Regions from separate parts of the Mus musculus genome. Here all the other regions are linked to region 2. Evidence: chromatin loops called from intact Hi-C (ENCODE). Cell type or tissue: left cerebral cortex. All regions are shown on one strand.

What was found. Hi-C counts contacts between places; a loop is a spot of excess contacts. Peaks named below come from ENCODE experiments on the same cell type or tissue, not always from the same donor. Only the 100,000 strongest peaks of a DNase experiment are listed, where the experiment ranks them.
Region 1: it touches region 2 in a loop (3-fold over the local background); 3 of 42 quality-filtered maps call a loop at or near these places.
Region 3: a loop joins it to region 2, with 3 times the contacts of the local background. A loop is called at or near these places in 6 of 42 quality-filtered maps.

Annotation. Positions count from the first base shown.
Region 1 is chr4:96,794,650-96,802,649 of GRCm38, reverse strand. It overlaps Gm34053 (a long non-coding RNA gene), which reads right to left. Exons shown (of 3, transcript XR_376433.3): 3 at 7,751-7,828. Among named protein-coding and RNA genes, the nearest start is that of Gm34053, 11 kb to the right of the region's middle. In left cerebral cortex, a CTCF peak has its summit at 3,076 (motif pointing left); DNase peaks (open chromatin) are centred at 2,766, 3,083 and 4,883.
Region 2 is chr4:96,701,421-96,709,420 of GRCm38, reverse strand. No RefSeq gene overlaps it. Among named protein-coding and RNA genes, the nearest start is that of Cyp2j5, 41 kb to the right of the region's middle. In left cerebral cortex, a CTCF peak has its summit at 3,666 (motif pointing left); DNase peaks (open chromatin) are centred at 3,660 and 3,934; H3K27ac peaks cover 402 bases.
Region 3 is chr4:98,441,717-98,449,716 of GRCm38, reverse strand. Patj (PATJ, crumbs cell polarity complex component) reads right to left here. Exons shown (of 44, transcript NM_172696.2): 14 at 5,910-5,966. Among named protein-coding and RNA genes, the nearest start is that of Patj, 50 kb to the right of the region's middle. In left cerebral cortex, a CTCF peak has its summit at 4,746 (motif pointing right); a DNase peak (open chromatin) is centred at 4,765.

The DNA.
Region 1 (8,000 bases), 93 kb before region 2:
ATTCTAATAAGCACAGGGGCCTAGGGTCCCAGTAACATCCTATAAACTCTGGGAATTATGCATGTGACTTATCAAGGATGACGTTGGGTCCTCAGAGAGATAAAGGCTCACTTTTATTTGTGCTTAGGGACAATGGAATGATAATCAGAATATCTTGTGCTGCATGGTGCTTTTGGTTTTCAAAATGTTTCCCATCAATTACATCATTTTACTTTTAAATATCCCTATGAGTCAGGGAAGACATTATCACCATTAGTTGTTGTTCTTATTATTGATTTTTTTTTTCAAAAAGGTTCTCCTTGTTATGAGGAAATATAGTCATTCCCATTTTTAAACTGTTTCAATACATTTCTCAATAAATTCTGGTGGCTAGATTTCTCTGACAAAAGGGCTTTATCCAAATTGGAAATGACAATCTTCTTTGACAAATGCACAGCAATATGGCTTAGGCAAAAAGCCACTTGAGCTTTTTGCATGCAAACAAATGAATTACAAAAAAAATTCATTACAAAATCCTCACTTCCTAGTTCTAAACTTTTGCAGTAGTTAAAGTCACAGGACTAAGGCTCTGTGAACTAGCTAACTCCACAAGTTAGCATCTGTTCTTATAGATCCTAAGCAGCTGCCAAATAAATATGCTTGTCAGTATAAACAGAGCCAATAGAGCGCACAGGCCTCATGGAATCTGGAAATATGTGGCACTGCTCTGGCTGCATGAAAACAAGGTCTTATACAGATGGTCTCTGTGGGGCCAAAGGGAGCAAACTGGGTAAAGTCTGAAGTCTCAGATTCTACCACTAGCTCACCACCATTTAGCAAGTCACATGCCCTCACATGCCCGATAGCTCTGCAGAGTCAAAAGACAATGGATTCTACGAGAAATATGCATGGGAGTGAACTGTATGGAAATGCAGTTAATTTTTCTATATTATTAGAATAGCTTGTATTAAAGATTTTTAAGTCATGCCAAATATGTAAAAAGACCTTATATATCACCTGGTACATAGCAGGATGTTTGTAATTATTATTAATGCAAAATAAACAATTATGTGTATATATCTTAAAGGTAAAAATGCATAGCTAATATACATAATTATAATATATGCATGCATATATTAAGAGGATAGTTCTTAAAAATAAGTACAAGTATATAACATAATTTGCCTCAAATATTATATACTGCATGTTATTTATGCTTCTTGAATAAATTTACCCTATTTAAAATGAGAAGCACTCTGTGAAGGGAAGAGATAGGATCATTCTCTCCTATCACAGAGGTTAATTAAGGGTCATTTGTGTAACACCCAGTAATATAGCAGGTTTATTTTCTGGCCTGAGCATAATGAAAAGCAAAGGACTGATCCTTCATTGGGAAAGTACCTAGACAAGGCATTATGGTAACATGCAGGAGGCTCCATTCAACCTAGACTCAACAAACTTTTGCCAGGTTGAGAAGTCAGAGGACCACATAAAAACAACAGATCAATCGAAGGTAAAAGACAAGCCTGGGCCAAATCTAGGGAACTGACTGCAGGGCACAAAATCCTCAGCTGCTAGGATAATGTAAGTAGCCCCCATGTGCTGAAGGTACGAATGGAACACAAGCAGCTCACACAGTGTGGATAGAGCTTTCTCTGAAGCATAGTCTTTTTCGAAGATGACCACTGTGCACAAGCCCAAAATAAGAGCAGAGCAGGCTTGGCCACTCACCAGCTCCAGAGGCAGTGAGTGGTGAATGGGTCCAAATGAATAGATTCCACAGCCGAACACCGTTTAGTGGGAAGTCTGACTTCACCAGCTGGCAGCCCACTCAACAGTGGTATATATTTCTTGGCAGGTCACTGAATCCCCAGGTCTCTGTCGCAGCGTTGATGTGTTGGGGCAGTCATAAACCAACACAGTCTTCTTCTTTTTTCTTTTCTTCTTAATTTTTAATTGCCTAAGACATAGTTTCATCATGCTACTTTCATAGATGGACATTATATCCTTTGTTCATACCCTTCTCATTACCTCTTCCCTTCCACCGGTATCCTTCCATTTCCCATGTGGTCTCTTTTCTTCTTTCATGTCAGTTTTCTTGTTTGTTTTGTTTTGTTTTGTTTTGTTTTGTTTTGTTTTGTTTTGTTTTGTTTTTGAGACAGGGTTTCTCTGTGTAGCCCTGACTGTCCTGGAACTCACTTTGTAGACCAGGCTGGCCTCGAACTCAGAAATCCACCTGCCTCTGCCTCCCGAGTGCTGGGATTAAAGGCGTGGCCACCAAGCCCGGCCCTCCTTTTTTTTTTTTTAATTTAGATTCTGCATATGAAAGAAAATATGATGCCTGCCTGTCTGTGTCAGGCTTATTTCATTTAACACAATGATCACTAGTTTGATCCATTTGTGTGGAAATAAGGTGGTTTCATTCTTTTTTTTCATAGCTGAATAAAACTCCATTGTGTACATACTGCACATTTGTCTAGTCTTCTTTCGAACAAGAACACATGACTAAGGTTTTGAGGAAAGCTTGCTTTGCTGACACCCTTTGCCATGTGATTTTAAGTGTTTATCATCAAGGCTGATTTTATCATCAGGCAATAACTATTTATGAAAGAAAATCCACTGCATAATGATACCCTGTGGAAATAGAAATTGGAGCTTACTTACAAAAATCAAGTAGCAAACGATTTAGCTCTTGGTTTACTCCAGCCTGGGCTGTGCTTTGCATGTGAAATGAGCTCAGTTTTGAATGTGGCAGATTCTTCTTGTTTGGGTCGTGTTTCTAATCGAGGCACATATATTTTCCCTCGATTGCAGGAAAACAAATTGGCAGTGGCATATTGCTTTGATATTTCAACCATTTGCTAGATTTCCACCCCTCCAAAATATCTTAAACGGAAGCATGAAACATGAGTAAGCCAAACCAGAGAGCTCAGTATTTATGAGCCTATTTGAGCCTTATAAAGATTTGATCAGAAAATATGCCTATTGATACACGATAATGTTTTACAACTGCAGTTGTCTTGGTCTATAAAATGTATTACAGTTCTGAAGGGGTTTCTACTTTGTCTGCAGACATTTCTGCTTTACTGCCACCAAGTGGTCTAGATTAGAATTGGCAGCATCGTTGCTGCTGGTTTAAGCAGAGGGTGTTTTGATTTTTAATTGTAAGAAGCAAAACCCTATTCACAAAATCTGGCTATGCAGGTGAGAGGAATTAAGAAGGAGAGCTAAGCCAATGTGAGGACACCAAGTACATTCTCATCCATTATGACTGCTGCTCTTTAAGAAAAGAGTGTTTAAACTGAGATACTCCAGGAACGTGAGCACACAATGAGAATGTGTCTATGTGTAGGATGCAGAATGAAAAATCAAATCCATACCTTGAATTTTGACTTCAAGATTCAAAAACTGAAACAAAAATTTTTGTTTATGCCACATGGTTTGTGGAACATTGCTAGGGCATCCCTGTTAATATAATATAAACAAATGTTAAATGGTACATGAAATGTGTATTTGGAATTAAGCACCTGATATCTTATTAAAGAGTTTGTGATGTGATGTTATCTGAATCTCCAATGCAAAGAGACAAAACTTGGAGGAAAATGAAAACTAAATGCTCCATCTAGGTGTCTATATTCATTCATGGACATATATTAATATTTATATGTAATATATCAAATATTCATACCTATATGTATGCATATGTATACATAAGGAAATATACAAGAATACTTATATGCAGTAATATACACAATGCACTTAGACTGAAGCCAAGTCGAGTTCAAATTTAGGCTCTGCAATGTACCAACAGGATAGCCTAGGTAAGATCCCCATTTTTCCAAGATCACTTGACTTAAGTTTATGATAAAATAGAAAATAATCAATTATGACAGTCAATGAAGCCATATACAATGCATTAAAGGGGCAACAGTTTTTGTCTTTAGCCTATACTTGTTTGTCACATTGTGGAGAAAAACTGTCCCACTCTCATATCCTTTTCTACCCACGGCATAGTCATAGTCCCCCAGCGGGAGAGAGCACTTAATGCTTATAAGGATATGTGGTATGATAAGGATATGTGGCATTGACTGTCCATATAAGAGAATCTACAATCACATTACAGATAAACTGATGGACATTTCTATGAGGGAGTTTCTAGTGTCAGCTATTTGAGATGAGAGGCTAGACATCTGCACTGAATAACAAGGCAAAACACCACTATGACCTGCATTCACATCTCTTTCCAGGCTGCTGATGAAATGGGGCCATCTGCCTCAACTCTTGTGGCCATGACACTATGTGTATCATAGAAGATACTATCCTCAAACTGATAGCCAAAATAAAACCTTTCTTCTTCCCTTAAGTTGCTTCAGTTTGGCTTTTTTTTTTTCACAGTAACATGAAAAGTAATATCCATATTGAACACATATCTGACCTTGTCTGGACGAGGGGACAATGGCACAATCTTAAAGAAAACACCTACCTTTGGTATTTTATTCTGCAAATTCTTGCTTCTCTGAGCTAAGAAGCTGTTCACTAAAACCAAATCTCAAAGAAGTCTGTTCTTTAGACTTGACCATACCCCTGGCATGAACTCAGTTTTAGGAAGATCAGAAATGTGATCTTTATTATTTATTGAGCAGGGACCAAGACATTGGTGGTATTAAAGAGCAAAGTCCAATCACTCAAGTGAATACAGAAATTATCTTAGGGAGTCTGATTGTCCTAGCAAGAATAATAGGGTTGTTAAGTGGGTCTCCTGCCTGGGAGATGCCAAGGGCACTAAGCACCAAAGAAAAAGAAACACTCAGTCACATGTGCTGGGCACACAAATAGAAAAGGTCTGTTATGCAGAAGCTACATGAGTCCCCATAGAAACATTGGCCCTCAGCCAACACAGCAATACTCAGTGAGAGTCCTTTGATCAGTATTTGAAATACTACAACAAATGCTTCACACTTCTGCATGCTAGTTCCTAGGTGCTAGGAATTCTAAATGGCCTGCAGTCCTCTGGACAGTCCATTAAAATGAAGAATGCCAGTACTGTCTTAACGGAAATAAAAAGGACTCACCCAGACAACAGAGACAACTATGCATCTTTATTTCCTTCTTTACCCAGTTTCTGAGGGCTTTCTTAGCAGAACCTTAATGAGAATTGATGCATCTGATAGTAAAGACATTTCATCTTATATATCCCAAAATATCCCACTGTGTATCTGGCTCATTCTCACCAAGATATCACTTCTCTAATTTTGTAGATTTTATTTTTCTCTCTTGAGAATATCAAGAAAAAAATCTTGAGGATAGTACTGTCTTGCCAGTCTCAGATGAGCAGGCTATCAAGGAGAATATTAGTTACCTCTTAAGGATGCTGTTGTCCAAAGAGCTTAAAGTACATCTCTCTTGGGAGATGACCATAGAGCTGCCTTTCTTTTGACCTTCAGAGCATGGAAGCCACACTAGGGTTCATGCCAATGTAGACGATCTCCCATCACTTCTCTGTTGAGTGACAATCACCTGCTGTCTAAGCAAGTGTTTCATGTGTTACTGTATTTCACAGACTCGGACATATTTTCCATAATTACTCCCCAGCAATATATAGAGTAGGGTGCCTGAGACTGAGATTTTAAATAAACAATTTTTTCTTACTTTAGCTTTAGTCCCAGTCATACAAAGCAACTTTGTTCTTTTCCTTCTGCAACTTTTCTCCACCCACGGAGGAAAAAAAATAAACCCTCTTCTGAATTAATACCCTAAGTGTTACATGTCAGTTTAGTTCTGAAGGTATATGTAAATCTCAGGTTATAATCACACTCTAATCGCCTCTTCCACTTCTTCTGAACTAGACAAGGTATATTTTCTTTGCATGTACTAGCAACTGGCAGAATACATGTATATATGTATGTTATGTATGCACATATACATACATACATACACATGTGTGTGTGTGTGTGTGTGTGTTAAATAGGTGAAAAAAGGGAATGAAGAAGGTAGGCATAGAGCATGGGCATAGTTCATGGAACTCTGTTTCAACTGGGCTATGCACACCCCATCTTCTAAGCATGCACTCAATAACCAAACTCCTTTACCTGCCTGCATTCTACACACATACCCCTTTTCTAACAATTCACCTAATAACCTTGTGCCCTACCTCCACTAGGCTATAAGTGCACTCATCTCTGAAAAATATAATAGGCTTTTTGGCTTTTTCTCCCCTACTAAAATTCAAACTTAGACAGTTTCTTCTCCAATATATTCCCAATGCATCCAAAGCCAACCAGCCTGAACTGATTTTAGGTAAATGTATAGTAAGACAAAACTGAGTCTTCATGTGAACTTTTAAGGGGACCCCTGCAGGAGTTTGCTCTGATGCTGCTTGTATATAAATGCTAAATTTTGTACCTTAAGATCTGGTTGCCCCCATTGAGGAGATCCTCAAGCACACCAAGTGATGCTAAGTAACATTGCTCCCCAAATTAAGTGGCGTTAAAGCCTATGATTAGACAATAAAAAGAGGTAGGCAAGTTTTCAGTTACCTGGCTTGGGTTGCAGGTAGAGAAAGGCGAAAGAAGAAAGGACAGAAAGAGAGAGGAGGAAGCTGCCATGATAGGAGATGGACCATGAGCACATGGCCATGAGAAACAGCAACTAACAAGGGACGTATGGTTAGGATGTTAGTTAGAATAGCTCCAAAATCTGTCTGATCTAGGCTTACAGTTTATAAATAAAATACGTGGACTGTGTGTCTTTTATATGGGTAAGCAAGAATTTATAATTCCATTTACAGACACCTCCCATTTACCATCTTATAGCTATGAATAATTGAGTATGCATATGATTATAATCAGGTGCATTATGGGAAGGACATGTACTATATAAAATGATAATCTGACCTCTTCTATCACACAAACTCATACTCTTGAATCTCATAAAAAGGAGTTAAAAATAAAATCAGGATCTTTGAAGATCTTCATTCAGGTGGCCCAACTGTCAATCTTAACAGTGTATATCTGACCTGTATTCTTTCTTTTCTTTTACATAAAATTTTCTTGCTACTTTTGAAAATATGTTTAAGTCCTTATGTCAGTCCTTTAGATTGTGTCAAAAACACAAGCCCCTACTACCACTATCAGAGAGGGAAATAGAGAAGAAGGATGGGAGAGAGAGGAAGGGTTAAGCATGAAGACAAGAAAGTCAAACATGTGTAAAACACTTGGCACACACCAGATTCTCAGTTTTACATAACATGTTATACAACAATGCTATTGTTATCAATGACAATTTAAGAAACTGACACTCAAGCTCACAATGCAGTTAGTTCATAGAATTAGATTCCTAGATCATCTTTTCTGATCCCCTAAGTCCCTCTTTTTTTATTTTCTCCTTTCATTTTGTCTGCCAATTGGTTAAAGCATGTCAACTCTGTTTTATCAACTAGAAAAATCAAAGTATTTTGAGGTAATATAGCGAACTACCAGACAGCAGAGGCTATGTACATATGAATGTGTGTCCACATTGTACACAAGGACTTTATTTTTCTTTTTTTAAATATATTTTTATTACGTATTTTCCTCAATTACATTTCCAATGCTATCCCAAAAGTCCCCCATACCCCCCCCCCACTCTCCTACCCACCCATTCCCACTTTTTGGCCCTGGTGTTCCCCTGTACTGGGGCATATAAGGTTTGCCTGAAGGACTTTATTTTTCAAGCACTGTATTGCCTTGCAGCCTGCTGTGACAGGAAAGCTCATGGTTAGGGATGAATCTTGCAGCTGAATCCAAAGGAGATGTCAACTGTGTATCAGCAAAGCCCACATCACATGCAATGCACACCAATTCACACCCCTCTAGAGATAATAACACGAAGAATAACAGACATAAGTAGGTAACTTTTTTTGATATGTGCTGTGAGTAGATATAAACAGTAAACAGCATTTCCTTTATTTGAAAGTAGTAAATGCAACAGATGGGAAAATCCTATTAAGAGCCTCTTAAAAATCTTGCATATCTATATTCTGT
Region 2 (8,000 bases):
CACAACTAACAGATATTAGGCATGGAAAGTAACACACATAGCAGCCAATGCTAAACAGGTCTTCTAATGGTAACTATGTGTTTTGCAATGTTCATGTTCTGTAATAACTCAGTCACAAAAAGCAGTGTCTTTCATAGGAAGGGCATGAAGGATAATACCATCAGCAGAAATAGCTTCAAGGGAATGGTTGTCACACACTGAGTAAATAATTTATGTGTTTGGACCATTTTTTTTTTTTTGTCTTTTTTTTGAGGTGTGTGTGGGGGAAATGGGAGAATGGGGGCAGGGGAAGAGAGAAGAGGAGAGAGGGAGAGGAAGAAAGGGAGAAGGATGGAGAGAGGTGGGGGGAGAGGTAGACAGAGAGGGACAGAGACAGACGGACAGACATTTACTGTCACTACACTGCCCAGGCTGCTCTTCAACTCAAAGATATTTTGCCGTACCCTTTAAAAGTACCCACAATTATGGTTGTACCACAGAATTTGTATTTCTAGGCTAGTTTTCATATTTGACTGCAAATTTGGTATCATATTGTACATAATTGTCACAGTGGCTATTTCTTTTTTTTTTTTTTCCATTTTTTATTAGGTATTTAGCTCATTTACATTTCCAATGCTATACCAAAAGTCCCCCTTACCCACCCACCCCCACTCCCCTACCCACCCACTCCCCCCCTTTGGCCCTGGCGTTCCCCTGTACCGGGGCACACAAAGTCTGCGTGTCCAATGGGCCTCTCTTTCCAGTGATGGCCGACTAGGCCATCTTTTGATACATATGCAGCTAGAGTCAAGAGCTCAGGGGTACTGGTTAGTTCATAATGTTGTTCCACCTATAGGGTTGAAGATCCCTTTAGCTCCTTGGGTACTTTCTCTAGCTCCTCCATTGGGAGCCCTGTGATCCATCCATTAGCTGACTGTGAGCATCCACTTCTGTGTTTGCTAGGCCCCGGCATAGTCTCACAAGAGACAGCTACATCTGGGTCCTTTCAGTAAAATCTTGCTAGTGTATGCAATGGTGTCAGCATTTGGAAGCTGATTATGGGGTGGATCCGACCATTTTTAAAAGCCCCATTATCATTCCTTCTCTCTGTCTCGCAGGGACACTAGTAGTCGGAGTGCATTAGTTAATTCCATGGCCCCGTTGTGAATATAACTATATTTCATCTTCTTAATACAAAATAGTCACTCCAAGTGGTTCCAACTTCACAAATAAATAATTCTTGTCAGAAAATGGAGTTTTTCCATCTGCCCAGCCCATTTTCCATCTGTTCCTATGAGCTCATAGCAGGACAGAGCTGGGTCATGAGGTCCTGTTGATCAGTTCTGATGTAGGGAAAAAGGATTCTCCCAGATGGAATTCACATTAGTGATAAAGATTGCCCACTGTTATCAGTTTCTATGTAATGAGAATAGATATGAAAAAGTTCTTTCTAGTCACACTGACCTGGATTCTGCCGGAATTTGCTAACACCCTAGGTTCTATTCCCATAGTATGTGTATCATCTCACAATTGCAGCAAACCACCAGGTACATGAGAGGCCCATATGGCAGATGAAAAGACTGAGGATTTGACTAACATCACACAATTTACATGTGAGAGAACCAGGACTATTTTCCAAACACAGACTCTTTTCAGAACACCAACTCTTCAAGTGTGTTTCAAATGGAGACACTGACCAAGAAATTGTGATTTTTGTGTCTTCCAATAACTGTAGTATGTAATGGTAGAAGATTACCATGTGAAGTAGGTATACCTATTTATAAAGTCCTGACATTGCCCTGGAGCTAGATAGGGGACGATAATCACATCTGGGTGAGATCATAGTATTAGTAGAATCTGATTTAGAAAAAGAAACTTTGAAAATTGGACTTAAGTTGTAGATTTCCAATATACTATCTCGATGATAAAGGCAAATTACTTCACTGTCTGAGATCTACTTCAATAGGAGTAAGAAATTTGGAAAAAGCGATCCTAAGATCTGGGAAGGCTCACTGCTATAATACTAGCCTGACAAGCAAATTGTATCCACTAGGGCAATAATGTCATGACTATTATAAAGATAATATATTAACTGATTAAATTTGAGGCTTGTTCCACAGCAGGGAGCTCATGGCCAGTACAGCTAGAGGCATTTCAGAGGAGTCTAGTATTGTCATTTTCTAAGTGGTAATGTCATTAAATTACTTTCTAAATATTTATGTTTGTAAGCACAGATGTGTGTTTTTCTTAGTGTTGGTGAGAAAAACTTCTTTCTTCTTCTTTTCTTTTTCTTTTCCTTTCTTCTTCTTCTTCTTCTTCTTCTTCTTCTTCTTCTTCTTCTTCTTCTTCTTCTTCTTCTTCTTCTTCTTCTTCTTCTTCTTCTTCTTCTTCTTCTTCTTCTTCTTCTTCTCCTTCCAGTAAGAAACAAACGATGCTGAGATGCCCTATTCTGAAAATAGAAGATTAGGAGGGCTCATCCATAAATGGGATATTTGTATTAACATTTCCTGACCCGACCTCAAGGAACATCACAGAAAAGAAGTGCAATGAAATGTAATCTTTTAGACACAACAGGATGTTTTAATGAAATCAATAGCTGTTGTTATATTTCTGACTCAGTGACCAAAGCTCAAGAAGAGGTGAGATTAGGGTGGTGTCTGAACCTCATGACCTCTCATAGCAAAATTTAGTATAGAGGAAGGCTATAGGGTACAACAGAATATTTGATAGTACTAGTCTTAGAGACAGAAGACTGGGGCTTGGGTCAAACTTACCATGCCCTCTATGTTACTCATCAGTGGTTAAGAGCATACAACCATAAGATCTTACATACTAGAAATAAAATGTCTGTAGAATACTTAAACAACTAAAGACCCAAAACAAGTTGTCTATTCTTTCAGTCTAAAGAGTTCTGTACTTTCCTTTTCTCTCTAAGTCCTTTCCTTTCTATTCCCTCCTCCTTCTCTTCCCCCCCAACTCATGTGTGTGTGTGTGTGTGTGTGTGTGTGTGTGTGTGTGTGTGCGTACGTGCATGTGTGTGTGTGAGACAATAGAAGGAAAAAGTACTTACCACATATTAACTGTTTGCAACATGAAATGGGATCGAATGTTTATGTAATAAAATGTTATTCATAATTAAGAGCTAAGACTTTGGAGTCAAAGGTCTTCTATTCAAATCCCATCTCTACTCATTCCTTTGAGACCTTAGAGAAGTCATTTAATATCCCTGAGCCTCAGGTTCCTCATCCCCAGAAAGGACACAGTAATATTACCTCGTTAATATCACCAGAATTGTAACCCATACTCTTGCCCTTACATTTACTCTAAACCCCAACCCCAACCCCAACCCTATCCCCAACTTCTACACTAACCTCTACACTTACCTGATCCCTAACCCTAATTGTAACCCTTATACTCACACTTACCCTTACATTATCCTTCAAACTGTTGTGAGAATTAAATACATTAAAATTCATAACATACATATAAACCAGTGTCTTTCTCAAGGTGAATCTTGCCTGTTGTACTTGTTCTTGTTGTAACTAACTAAGTGTTGCTTTTCCAGTTTTCCTAGTGATGTAAACCAAATTCACTTTGCCAAGATAAGGCCAAGGACACTGTTTTGGTTGCCTTCCTGCCAAATTTGAATTTAAGAACTAGGAGCTAAGAGCTCCCTCTGCTGCCCAGAACTGAAACAGCACTACCACCTCTGACAGCTTTATTAATATTCTGTCCTTCATGCCCTGCCAGTCTTGCCTCCTGAAAATGTGCTTTCTAGACTGATGAAATTGCTCTGATGTACTAAGATCATCAGCGATGCATTTTTCTAAGCAGCTGACTCATGGTTTTTTTTTTTTTTTCAATCAAAAAGAACTATCCTTCTAGACTGGAGTTAGAATTTAAATAGCTGCCTTTACTTTGCTCATGTCAGGAAGGCTCAGGAGGCTCACTAACAAAGAGAGTCCTCTTTGAATCTGGCAAGAAGCTAGGGCTGGAATACTAGAACAGAGTGTTCCCATCTACAAATCATTTCCACTCTGTAATGTGTAATGAAGCTTTTCAAGGTGAAAGCTTTGGTCTTGGAGTCTGAAGAGAAGGCGTAAGGAGGAAAGGGAGAATAGAGGACAGACAGAGAATGGAGAGCTTCATCTGTGTCTAGGACTCCCTTTAGGAAGTACTTCTCAGGTTCAGGAGTATGCAAACAGCCTTTCAAATGAGCAAAGGGGCTCCATTTCCTGAGAAAGGAAGAAGAGTTCACTGAAAGCCTGCGATGCCAGAGTACAGGGATGCAGGGGGATACAGGGTAAGTGCTCAGGTTCCTCACCCTGAGTTATATAGTCATTGTACATTTGAAGACAGAGGGGAGCGAGGAGTTGAGTATACCCATGCATAGAAGTGATAAATGGTCAAGGTAATGGAAATAACAATATCTCTTGATTCAATCACTATACAATTATGAGGATACATTTATAAAATTGCATCGCACACACAATTGTGTTCTCTAATAAGTCCTAAAATCAGTTTTGACTACCGTGTCAGACGTCTTGTAAGTAACTCCTTTTTCTAGCCTCACAACATAGTGAGGTAACGTCTCCATGCCTAGATATGGAAGGAATGAGTGAGATTTCAAAATGTAAAAGATGGTGGCTAAAACTCAAGCCTCTTACCACACTATCTCCAAAGACTGAGATTTCATTTGGGGGAAATGATGGCCTGAAGTGGCAGGGAGAAAATCAGAAGTGTTCTGAAGAATAGGGGACCCCCTAAACACATTGTTGCCATGGAGGCTGGCAAGGATCACTGGTGGCCCATCTTTCCTCTCCTTTTCAGGAGGAAACACTTGGTCTGGGTAATATTGGGCTCCCTAGAACATGAAAACCCTTCACAATGATGCAGTCTACTGGAAAATTCTAACACACATTTAAGAAGAAAATAGTTCTACACAGATTTTCCTAGTGTACAGAAGAGGACCACATAAAGTTTTCACAAATACCAAAAGCAACACATTACAAAGAAATTTGCATGCTAATGTTATGACTAAACACTTAAAATTCTTTACAAAATATTATCAAATCAAATCCAAAAATGTGTAATACCAAGTGAGACTATGCCAGGCTACAAGGCTGGTTCAATCTCATAAGCAAACCATGCTAATAAACAAATGAAAAGAAGTCACCACACAAACATAAATTGTGGAGTGTAATGTTAGCATTCTTCTCATGAGAGGATAAAGGACCTGATATGGTCAGGGTCATAAATTAAAAATAATCTTGACTCCATCTCTTTGGATCACAGAACTATATGGAATGCTATTCTTGTGGAAAGCCAAAGAAGTTATGATACTTATGTTCTTATTCCACCCTAGTCATTTGTTACCTTGGTTACAATCATCAAAGTGATAACTTTTTAACTCTTAGTTGTGATTATCGTAAAGTATCACCAAAATCTGTCTCTCTCTCCTCTGTCACTCTCTCTTTCTCTCTTTTTTTTCTGCTTCAGGTAAATTTTTATTGGTTTCATCCCTGGAAAAATCTGATACCTTCCATTAAACATGCACGCACACACACACACACACACACACACACACACACACACACACACACACACACACACACAGACATACACATACACACACATACGCACACACACTCACACTCTCAATGGGGGAGAGAGACACAGATAGACAGAGAGATAGAGACAGAGAGACTACTCTTCATTTTCTGAGTTCAGAATACCTTGATGCGGTATACCATCAACTGCAAACTATTCTTAGCCTCAGCAACTTTAAAGTTAAGTAGTAATTAGTCAGGATATGTCTCCATATAGCTCCTTATATTGCCACCTTTTAAATTTGTTTAAATTGGTTCTAATATTTATTATTTTTAAGATATTAATATTTAATATTTCTCACACATCTAATTTGCAAACAAGGTACTAGTTCTCAACGGATAGAGTATATTTCAGCCAGTCACCCAGTTGTATGGGACAGGAGCCATGAACCATGCAATGGGAATGCAGAGGTATTAACAACTTCCAACCTCAAAGAGATCAGTGTCATTGGTGGTATCAGGCAACTTCATAAACAATCACTTGTTAAAAACATCTATTTAATGTGATCTTTCTACGTCTATCCTCAACAATTGTATTAGGTGGGGTTTTTTTTGGTGTGACAAATATCTCAAAAAAATTAATTAAGAAAATGATTATTTTGTCTTGTGGTCTCAGACACTTCTGTTCATTATGGTGGAAGAGAGTGACAAACAAAACTGATACCATCAGGACATCCAGGAAGCAGAGTACAATGGTGGCTGTACCATAGAATTCTATCATCCTTCCTTTTTGTTCCCTGGGTACCAGAGCTTAGCAAATTGTGCCACTCAGCCTTACACTGACCCGTTTGCTCATCATCTTAGGACACATGCTCACAGGCATGCAGAGGAACTTCCTGATGTAATCATCTGGGCAAGCAAGATTAACTACCACAATCTCCTTTAATTCACCGAGTCTCCTTTTGGAGTGTAATCTTCCCCCATTTCATTAAAATGTAAAGGGCTAGGTAGATGACTTAGCTGTTAAAAGTGTTCCTGAAGAGGACCTAAGTTCAATTCCCAGTTCCTATGATACCTCACAATCAGCTATAACTCCAGCTCTAAGCCATTCAATACCCTCCTCTCACTTCCACATACCCACGCAGCATGCACAAATACACATGATTAAGATATTTTTAAACAAGTAAATAAAAAATGAAGCTGAGAAGAGTCATTTAACATGATCAAAGTGAAAATAAAGAGTCACTGGCAGAGTTTGGATGTGACTCAATCTTGTAGCCAAACTCTGGGCTTATAACAGAAGACTTTCCTGCATCTGGGAGATTAGAAATCCTTAAAAAAGTGTGTTCCAATTATCACGGAAGTGATGAGTAGTGAGAGTGTGGGTATGTATTCGGATTCTTTAGAGGAAAAGGACCAATATATATTTAAAAGGAGGCATATTGTAAGGGATAATGCAAAAGTGGCTGTCTTAACACTGTAGATATTGAGAACCCAATAGTTGCTGATTGCAATGGGACTGGATACCTTAGAAGTCTCACTCTGATACTGAGATATCGAGGGTTTACAGAGAGCCACTGCTCTTCCACTCAATTGAAAGCCTGGAGAAGCTGAGTTCTGATACCAGAAAAGGAATGCCACAGCAGTGGTAGCAACAGTGGAGGCAGCAGAAGGGTAGATGAACTTAGAAACAGGCGGGTAAACTCTCTAGTAAGATATGAAAGCAAATGAGCCAAAAAGAAAGAAATAATTTTTTCTTTTTATCTGGGCTGCCAACAGAAGGTACCACCCACATTTAGAGTGCATCTTCCCACTTTAAATAACCTGATCAAGAAAATGCCTCGTGGGTTTGCCTATCAGCCTGCCACTTAGTTGAGTCCAGATCCAGTAAATTTGACAGCTAAGATTAACTATCATAAGTCCTGCTCTTGTCAGCTTGTGCCCAATCTTATCTCCTCCTCTCATGAGTAATTTCCAAAGGAAAATTATATCAATTTCATAATTGATATAATTTCAACCCAACATGACATAGCTGCTTTATACAAAAGTGCAAAGCCACTGTTGTCCCCTCAGATAAGTTGGAAAAAAGTCTCTCAACAGATGCTAAGTCTTTCAGTGTCCCATAACTTAAATCTGATAAGATATACTTACAGCGCACTACTGACATTATCTGATTAGCAGTGCTATATCACATGATAAAGAAATAAAGGAAAGAAAAACAAACATCTGTTTAATGTATGTGTATAAATGCACAAACATGTTCTTAACAGAATAAGATGGAAGCACTCATGGTAATTATAGTCTATATTTCTGCAACTAGGTACATGGTCTTGCCTGGTGTTGACAACTGCCTTTGTCTATTATCTAGTCCATATTTCCTTAACTCTCAGCAAAACCCTCAGTATTTGCTGGTTCTTCACTCAAAAGAGTGGCCCCAGTCTTCATTGCTAAAGTATTTCAGCAATGTATCAT
Region 3 (8,000 bases), 1.7 Mb before region 2:
ACACATTATACACTGTATACTTATACACCCCAGAAATAAAATTTGTATACATCAGTTGAAAAAAAATGCAACATGGAAGAGAAAAGAACTACTTTTTTGTTTTGTTTTTTGTTCAAAGATTTAATTGTTGATTTTTAAAGTGGACATGAGGGTAACTGAAGTAGGAAGACAGCATAGAGCTATATTTGAAAATTAGTATTGTAAGAAAACAAAAAAGATAACCACTTTTTCAAAGACAGGTGAATAAGATTACTTTTAAAAGCTGTACATATTATTTTCAATTTCCCTATCCATTGCTGCTTGTTGAGTCTTAGGATATAATTAAACTTTTTACACCTGAAAAATAAAAGTTTAACTAAACTATAAATGCCAGCATGGGAGCTGCAACTGGAAACTGACAGGTGACCAGCTCTGCACTGCCTGGCACATGCTTCCCGGGCTACGCAATACCTACTTGGCAATTAGAGGTCTACTGAACCCTCATGGGCTGGTCTTTCCCCCTCATTTGTTTATTTAACTAAGCATACAAAGTAATGGGTTTCATTATAGCACTGACTGACTTCCTTTTGGGGGTCTCCTATGTATCCAAGCTTCGCCTGGAACCTGAGGCAAACCTCTTGCCTCAGTCTCCCAGGGCTGCAACTCTCCCCAGCTTACCATGGTATTCATACATATGGCTCTATGCTGTCTTCCAACTTACGTTATCCTTCATATCTACTTTAAAAGTCAACAATTAAATCTTTGAAAGAATAAAAAACAAAACAAAACAAATAAAAACCACAAAGTAGTCTTGCCCAGTTCTGTCAACCCAATTTCTTCACTTAACAGTAGTTCTCTGGATCTATAAGAACTATCACATGATCTTGTGTCCCATATTCTGAGCTCCATGGGATCAGAGACCTATTCGTTTGTCCCCACAAATGTTACCACAGTTATATGGCAGACAGTGGGAATTCTACTGTAGATATTTCAGGAATGAGTGATGCATACCAAACTGCAGCCTGTCTGTGCTATTATCTAGCAATACAACTGTCATTCAACTTATATGGCTTCCCATAACCTCAGCTGTGAAATGGGTTTTGATTGGCTAACATCTTCTTTATATATTGTAAGGAGAAAAATGAAAAGGCACTGACTTATGATTTAAATGTGCAATTATAAGTGAGTATTTTGGTTTTGTTTGTTTTTGTTTTTGTTTTGTTTTTATTTCTGAAATAGAGTTTCTCTGTGTAGCCCTGACTATCCTGAAACTTGCTCTGTAGACCAGCATGGAACTAAGAGACTACATGCCTGTGTTTTACTGGGATTAAAGGTGTGCACCTCCTCTCCTAGTTTATAAGTGGATTTTTAAAAAGCTATGTTTGGGGCTGGAGTGAATGGCTTACTGGTTAGGAGAACCTGGTGCTCTTTCACAGGACCCAAGTTCAGTTCTCAGGACACACATCAGGTGGCTCATGACCACCTGTAACACCAGCTCCAAGAATCTAATCCCTCTTCTTGCTTCCACTTGTACACACACGCACGCGCGCGCGCACACACACACACACACACACACACACACACAAAATCTTAAAAGTCATGCTATTGACACATCTTTAATCCCAGGAGACAGGCATGCTGATCTCTGCGTTCAAGGTCAATCTACAGAGCAAGATCCAGGACAGCCAAGCTTAGGCAGTGAAGGAGTTGGAAAACAGAAAGCCAGTGACAATGTAATAGTACAAGGGGGTCATGTTCTAGTTCCTGCAAGCAGCAGAACTTGGCAGCTTTAGCCATGTGGATCTGGCTCTAGAGTTAAGAATGGAAGGAATTACTGGGAAAATTGATGCTGGCTAGCTGGAGCTAAAAAATTAGCAATGATTAAAAAGAGACCAGCATCACTGAGGTGAAATTTTCTGGGAATTGTTGTCTGGGAGCACAAAGAAGCTGTGTTCCAGAGATAGCCAAGGTTGTACCTCGTGCTGTAGCTGAACTTGGTAATGTTTAAGAGTCACCCAGATGGTACAGGTTTTGAAGGCATGAAGGTGTCATGAAGAACAGCTGAGGCTTGGCACTGTGAGAGGTCATGGATGGCCATTGGAGAAGGTGTAGCCTCAGCTGTAGTTGATAGCCCAGGACTGAAAGGGTAATGCAAAGGATTTGAGGCTTGGCATCATGAAAAGAGCCTATGAGAGGCTATTGGTGAAGCCTAGTTGGAGTGGAACACCCCATTGTATTAGAGATGTCAGTACCATGAGATGATCACCAAGAACAGCAGTCATAGTGGAGTGGATCAACCTGAACTTAGAGTACTACAGAGGGCAGAGCTGAAGAAGTGATGCCAGCCCTTAGGAGGGAGCCCAAAAGATCAAGTGGAATCCCAGACATTAAAAAAAGAAGCTGTAACATTGAAATTGCTTGGAGATTCAAAGATGTTAAAGATGCCAGAGCCATGGGATACATGGTGAGGAAAGCTGCTAACAGGGAGTGGAACCAGTCCAGGAGAAAGCAGTTTGTTGCAGTCAACAAAGAGGAAAAAGGAGTGGAGATCTGAAGACCGCTTTGGCATCAGCCATGGAGATGCAGAGTTTGGAATCTCCAGCTGGTTTCCTGTCTTGCTTTGGAGATTACAGTTAAGTGATTGGATGAATCTCAGAAGAGACCTTGAACTCTGGACTTTTAACATTGTTGCGACTGCTATAGACTATGAGGACTTTGAAAGTTGGACTAAATGCATTTTGCATTATGCTATGTTTAAGGATGACCCCCATAGACTCATGTGTTTGAACAAGTTTATGGGGGCCAGGGAGTGGAATGTGGTGGTTTGTATATTCTTGGACCAGGGAGTGGCACCATTTGAAGGTGTGGCACCATTTGGAGGTGTGACCTGGTTGGAATAGGTGTGTCACTGTGGGTGTGGGCTTAAGACCCTCATCCTAGTTGCCTGGAAGTCAGTCTTCCACTAGCAGCCTTTGGATGAAGTCGTAGAACTCTCAGCTCTGCCTTTGCCATCCCTGCCTGGATGCTGCCATGCTCCCACCTTGATGATAATGGACTGAACCTCTGAATCTGTAAGCCAGCCCCAATTAAATGTTGTTTTTTTAAAAGAAAAAAAAAAAGTTATGCTGTTTAGATCATAAGCCAGTAACTTAAAGAGAAATATCCTATGGAGTGTAATAACTTGAAAATCAGTATTAAAAAAATTGGAAATGTTAGGTGGAAAACTTAGACATCTTTTTGCCTCATACATAATAAGCAAACAAATAGGCATACTGGCTACAAATACACAAAGACACACAGGGAACAGAGAAATATCAAGAGACTAGTGCAATTCGAGGGAAAACTTTTTTCTCATTTCTTCCACTGAAAGGGCGCACTAATACAAAACAGTATCAAGTAAATAATTAAATGTCTTAAAAACAGAATATATGACGAGGAGCTTTTGAAAGATCATATTCTAAAAGTTCTGGGCACATAAACCTGTGACAGAAAACCACCTCTTATCACTGAGCTGTACTAATGCAGGCATATGCCAAATCTATGTACACTCCAGCTCCACCACCACCAAATCTTATTGTTCATATTACGTTGCAAGGAAAATTAGGCTGGTTATTTCACGTCCTAAATTGCCTCCCTAAAATGTCATCTTCTAAACCCAGAGCATGTGTGGATGAAACCTCAGTCACTCAGGAAGCACAAGCAGGAAAACAGAATTCCTCAGCAGCCTTAGCAACAGGGCAGGAACTCACCACAGTGACAACTCAGAGGTATAGGGGGTGAAGACTGTTAAATGTCCCCACCTTTACAAAGCCTTTCCTATCTAAAGTTACTAGGCATTTGTTTCTCTATCTACTTGCCTTGCCTAATAGGCTCAGGTCATGTTAAATGACTAACTTTTCTTGTTGTTCTTCCAGTAATATAACAATGTAAGGATCATTTTCTCGTTTGTTCTCATCTAGAACACATTGTATACCAGAGCACATGGCAGAGTGCATATCAGTATCTCACGAATGAACAGCTGAATGCATGGGCAGCATTTTAGAACATGGTTCTCAAGGTCTTTCCATCTTTTTATGTTATTGCCTGGATACAACTCTACTGCACAGAGGCTATGAGGGGAAGAAGGGAGAGGTGAGCTGGTAGCAGGGACCTAGGGAATGAGGGCATGATAATAGCATCTGCCTGCAGAATCACATTCTTTAAAATACACACAGGACATGCTTTGTGTCCCTCTCTGCTTGTAAGGGACTATTAGGATCCTGGCTTTATGCAGTTTGTCATGGGAACACCAAAAGGCAAGCTGTGTGATGTACTGAGCCTGGTGTGAGGCATGTTTTAAAGCCAAAGGTTCTCTAAAGATCTACAGCTATATGACAAAGGAGGTTTAAAACTAATTAGAAAAACTGTGAATAGTAACTACTGCACTTAGATGAACTATTACATGCTTTACCCCAGCTCTGAATAAAATATCTCCCAACATCTTTAGATGGATTTATTAATCAAAAACTGCTCTCAGAAAAATGACACTGTAAATAATTAACAACTGGCTATAAAGAGCAATGTTAATTTTACATTGTGAATCTGAGGAGAGCTTGGTCAGCCAGACATGGCCTCTACTAGGAATTGACTTAAAATGCAGCTAAGTTAGGAAGGAAAGAAATATTCTCCACTCTCAGCCTTGAGAATCCAACCCCATAAAACAATGACCAGCAAGACAGCTCAGCATATAAAGAAAGGGGCTTCCATAGAGGCCTAATGACAGGAGTCCAATCCTCGGCTCCCACAAGGTGGCAGGAGAGAACCAGATCTGGAAAGCTGTCCTCTAATCTCTGCACCATGATATAGGGCCTGATCATACACATACACACACACACACACCCCTAAAACAACAGCACATATGGCAAACAATTGTGGAGGCAAAATACCATACATACAAAGGAAGAAACAGTAAAACTACCTGAATTGATATTTAGCTTAAGAAAGCCACATGAGACAGATAACTCATTCTTTCAAAGACTTACTTTTATATGTGTGTGTGTGTGTGTGTGTGTGTGTGTATGCACGGGCACGCGTGTGTACCCATGGAGGCCACAGGAAGGCGAAGGTCCTCTAGAACTGAAGCTACAAACACCCAACCTGGATGTTGGGACTAGAACGCAGGTGTTCCGGAACAGCAGCACACGCTCCTACCCAGTGGTCCCACTCTCCAGCCCTGAGAGAACTCATTTTAAACACTGCCTCTGAATGGAGCGTCTTAGGTGGGCTCAGCGCTAGGGTCCATGGAGGAGTGCAGCAGTGTTTCTGAAACTCTGGGAAAAAAACATCCTTCCTTTTCTATTATTTATTGTGAAGGCCACTTAAAAGATTCTCTATTTTAATAAGTGAGGTTCTGGTTGTCTAGGATAAAACTACAAATTATTTTATAAAGAGAAGACAGAATCTGCCCAAATTACTAACTGCATGTTCTCCACAGCAATAGTGATTACATTCAGATAGATTGTAGTGATTACATTCAAATTGATTAAGTCAAGACCAACAAACTCAGGTCAACCATGTTTTCTGTCCCTGAATATCCAGACATTATGTTTTTCAAAGCCTAAAGCCCATCTCTGTTCCACACTGCAGAAAACCTTTCCCTAAAGTCTCCATACAACCCCTGAGGCGCTCACACACTCACCTGTCACCTTCATGGCTACTGTGCCAGAGTCAAACCTGGACTTTTGGCTTCCGGAAACAGCATAAGGATTCCATGTTCTTCCCAGCCTTATCTACCCACTTGTATCTGTTGTTACTGAGAGCCTTGCTCACTTCTGGAACGCGTGTATGATTCAGGTCTGAAGACTTTAGACCACGCCACTCAGCTTCTTCAGCAAGAACGTGAAGAAAGCTCAGCAACAATGAAGCAGAGCAGCACTTTCAGCCCAGCCTACCTTCGAGTATTTCTGTAGCTCCTCATCGTCTGCAATCTGAGCATCCAAAGTGGCTACCTAGAATTATAAGACGGTCATTTCCCGATTTGTATGCGTGTAATTTCATTTGCTCCTTCATATTCTGAAATTTATCAGCAAACCCAGCACACCGATGAGTAATCCGACAACCTCTACCCAGTATTTCTGAAATCCACAAGTAGCACGTAGCAACACATTTGTGTTTCTGTATTTGCTACACTAATCTCCTCATCCTACATCATCCACAAGTGAAACTGAATGTGATATGTTACTGGTGTCTTGTTCTCCTTCTACATGGGCTGTTATTTCACTAACAGATAGAGGTCAACAATGAAGTACTTTTCCTTGCATGGAATTTGTTTCCTTGGATTGTCTACCAATAAAACTCAGGGTCCTATTTAAACTCCTCACACACAATCATCTTTTGGTATTGAGGTGTTGCTCAAGCTTTCATAAAGGTATACTATGCACTGAAACCAGTTCTCACTTACTTATGACACTAGTACAAGAAAAATGGTTCATAAACATGTCTCAATATATGGTTTAGGAATGCTGATGTGAAACAAGTTTGTACCTGTTCAGTTATATTGAAAATTTTTCCCCAAATGTGTTTGAACCACAGTGAGAATATGGAATCCATAATCATGGACCAAACAGACATGATGATCTGTCTAACTATACCAACTATGATCCCTTAAATTTTAATAAAAATTTTATTCTTGTACTGCCAAGATAACTAAAGACAGGGCTGAAGAGATGACTCAGAAGTTAAAAGTATGTTTATTTTATTTTGTTTTGTTTTGTTTTTTACAGAGGACCTGAGTTTGATTTCCAGACCCCCATGGTAGCTCACAACCATCTGTAACTCTGGTTCAAAGGACTCTGACACTGCCTTCTGGCCTCGATGGGCACCAAGCACAGAAGTGGTTCATATATATACACACTCAGTCAGGGGTTTACACAGAAAACAAAATAAGTACTTTTAAAAATAGCTCAGCAGGGAAAACCTCTTGCTGCACAAGCCCAATGAGCTGAGTGTGATCTTTAAAACAAATGCAAAGGCAGAAGAGACTGGACTCCTGAAAGTTGTGCTCTGATCTCTCCATGTACACCCATACTCACACACACAATCATAATATACAGTATTAAAAGTTTTACCTCTGACAAACTAGGAGCATCGCCATTTTAAAATTTCAAGCTAAGGTCTTAACTCCTGTAAGTCAGTTATGGAGGAAATGGTAGCAGGCGGATCATGAGGAGTTCAAGGCTAGCCTCAGCTACAGAGTTTTAGGCTAACCTATACAAGACCCTCTCTCAAATCACTACCCTCTCCTCCACAAAAAAACAAACAGATCGGCAGTAGTCTAAAGGAAAGCACAGTAAGGAACAGTGGGATGTGTGTGTTCATTCACTCACTTGCCTTTCGGAGCCTCTCTTTATATCCCTACCACTTTAAGGGAATCACTGTATATATCCAACTTAAAGTCTCTCTCCCATTTAGCCTCCACTTCACCATGAGGCACAAGAGTTCATGTCTGTAATTCCACAACTGGAAGTGAAAGAAGATTACAAGTTCCAGGTCATCCTTAGCTACACAGCAAGTTTGAAGCCAGCTTAGGCTACATGAGACCCAGTATCAAAAAAGCAAAAATAAAAAACCCCGTGAGATACTGGTGAACCACGTATTCTCTGAACATATACCACTGAAGGTAGAGAACACATGAGTGTCTAGGTAACAGCCTAGTGACAGTGTTCTATGAACTGGAGACCCCGCAGCTACAAGAACTAACATACCAGCCCAGAATGAGCAAGAAAACAACCATGTGACTTAATTACCTAAAGCTTCTCTAATGACAGTGCCAGACATCCAAAATCAGAAATAAAGTGTCTGGCATTGATGACAACCCAATACTAATGATGATATACCTAAGGGTTATGTGTCACAGCTGCATACCAAGACTACCAAGACGTTGCCTCAAAAAAGAAAATATGAAAGACAGCAGATATTTATTGGCATGTTTGATGAACACCGATGAGATTTTTCTAACACGGTTTTCTGCTTTCAAGTGGATT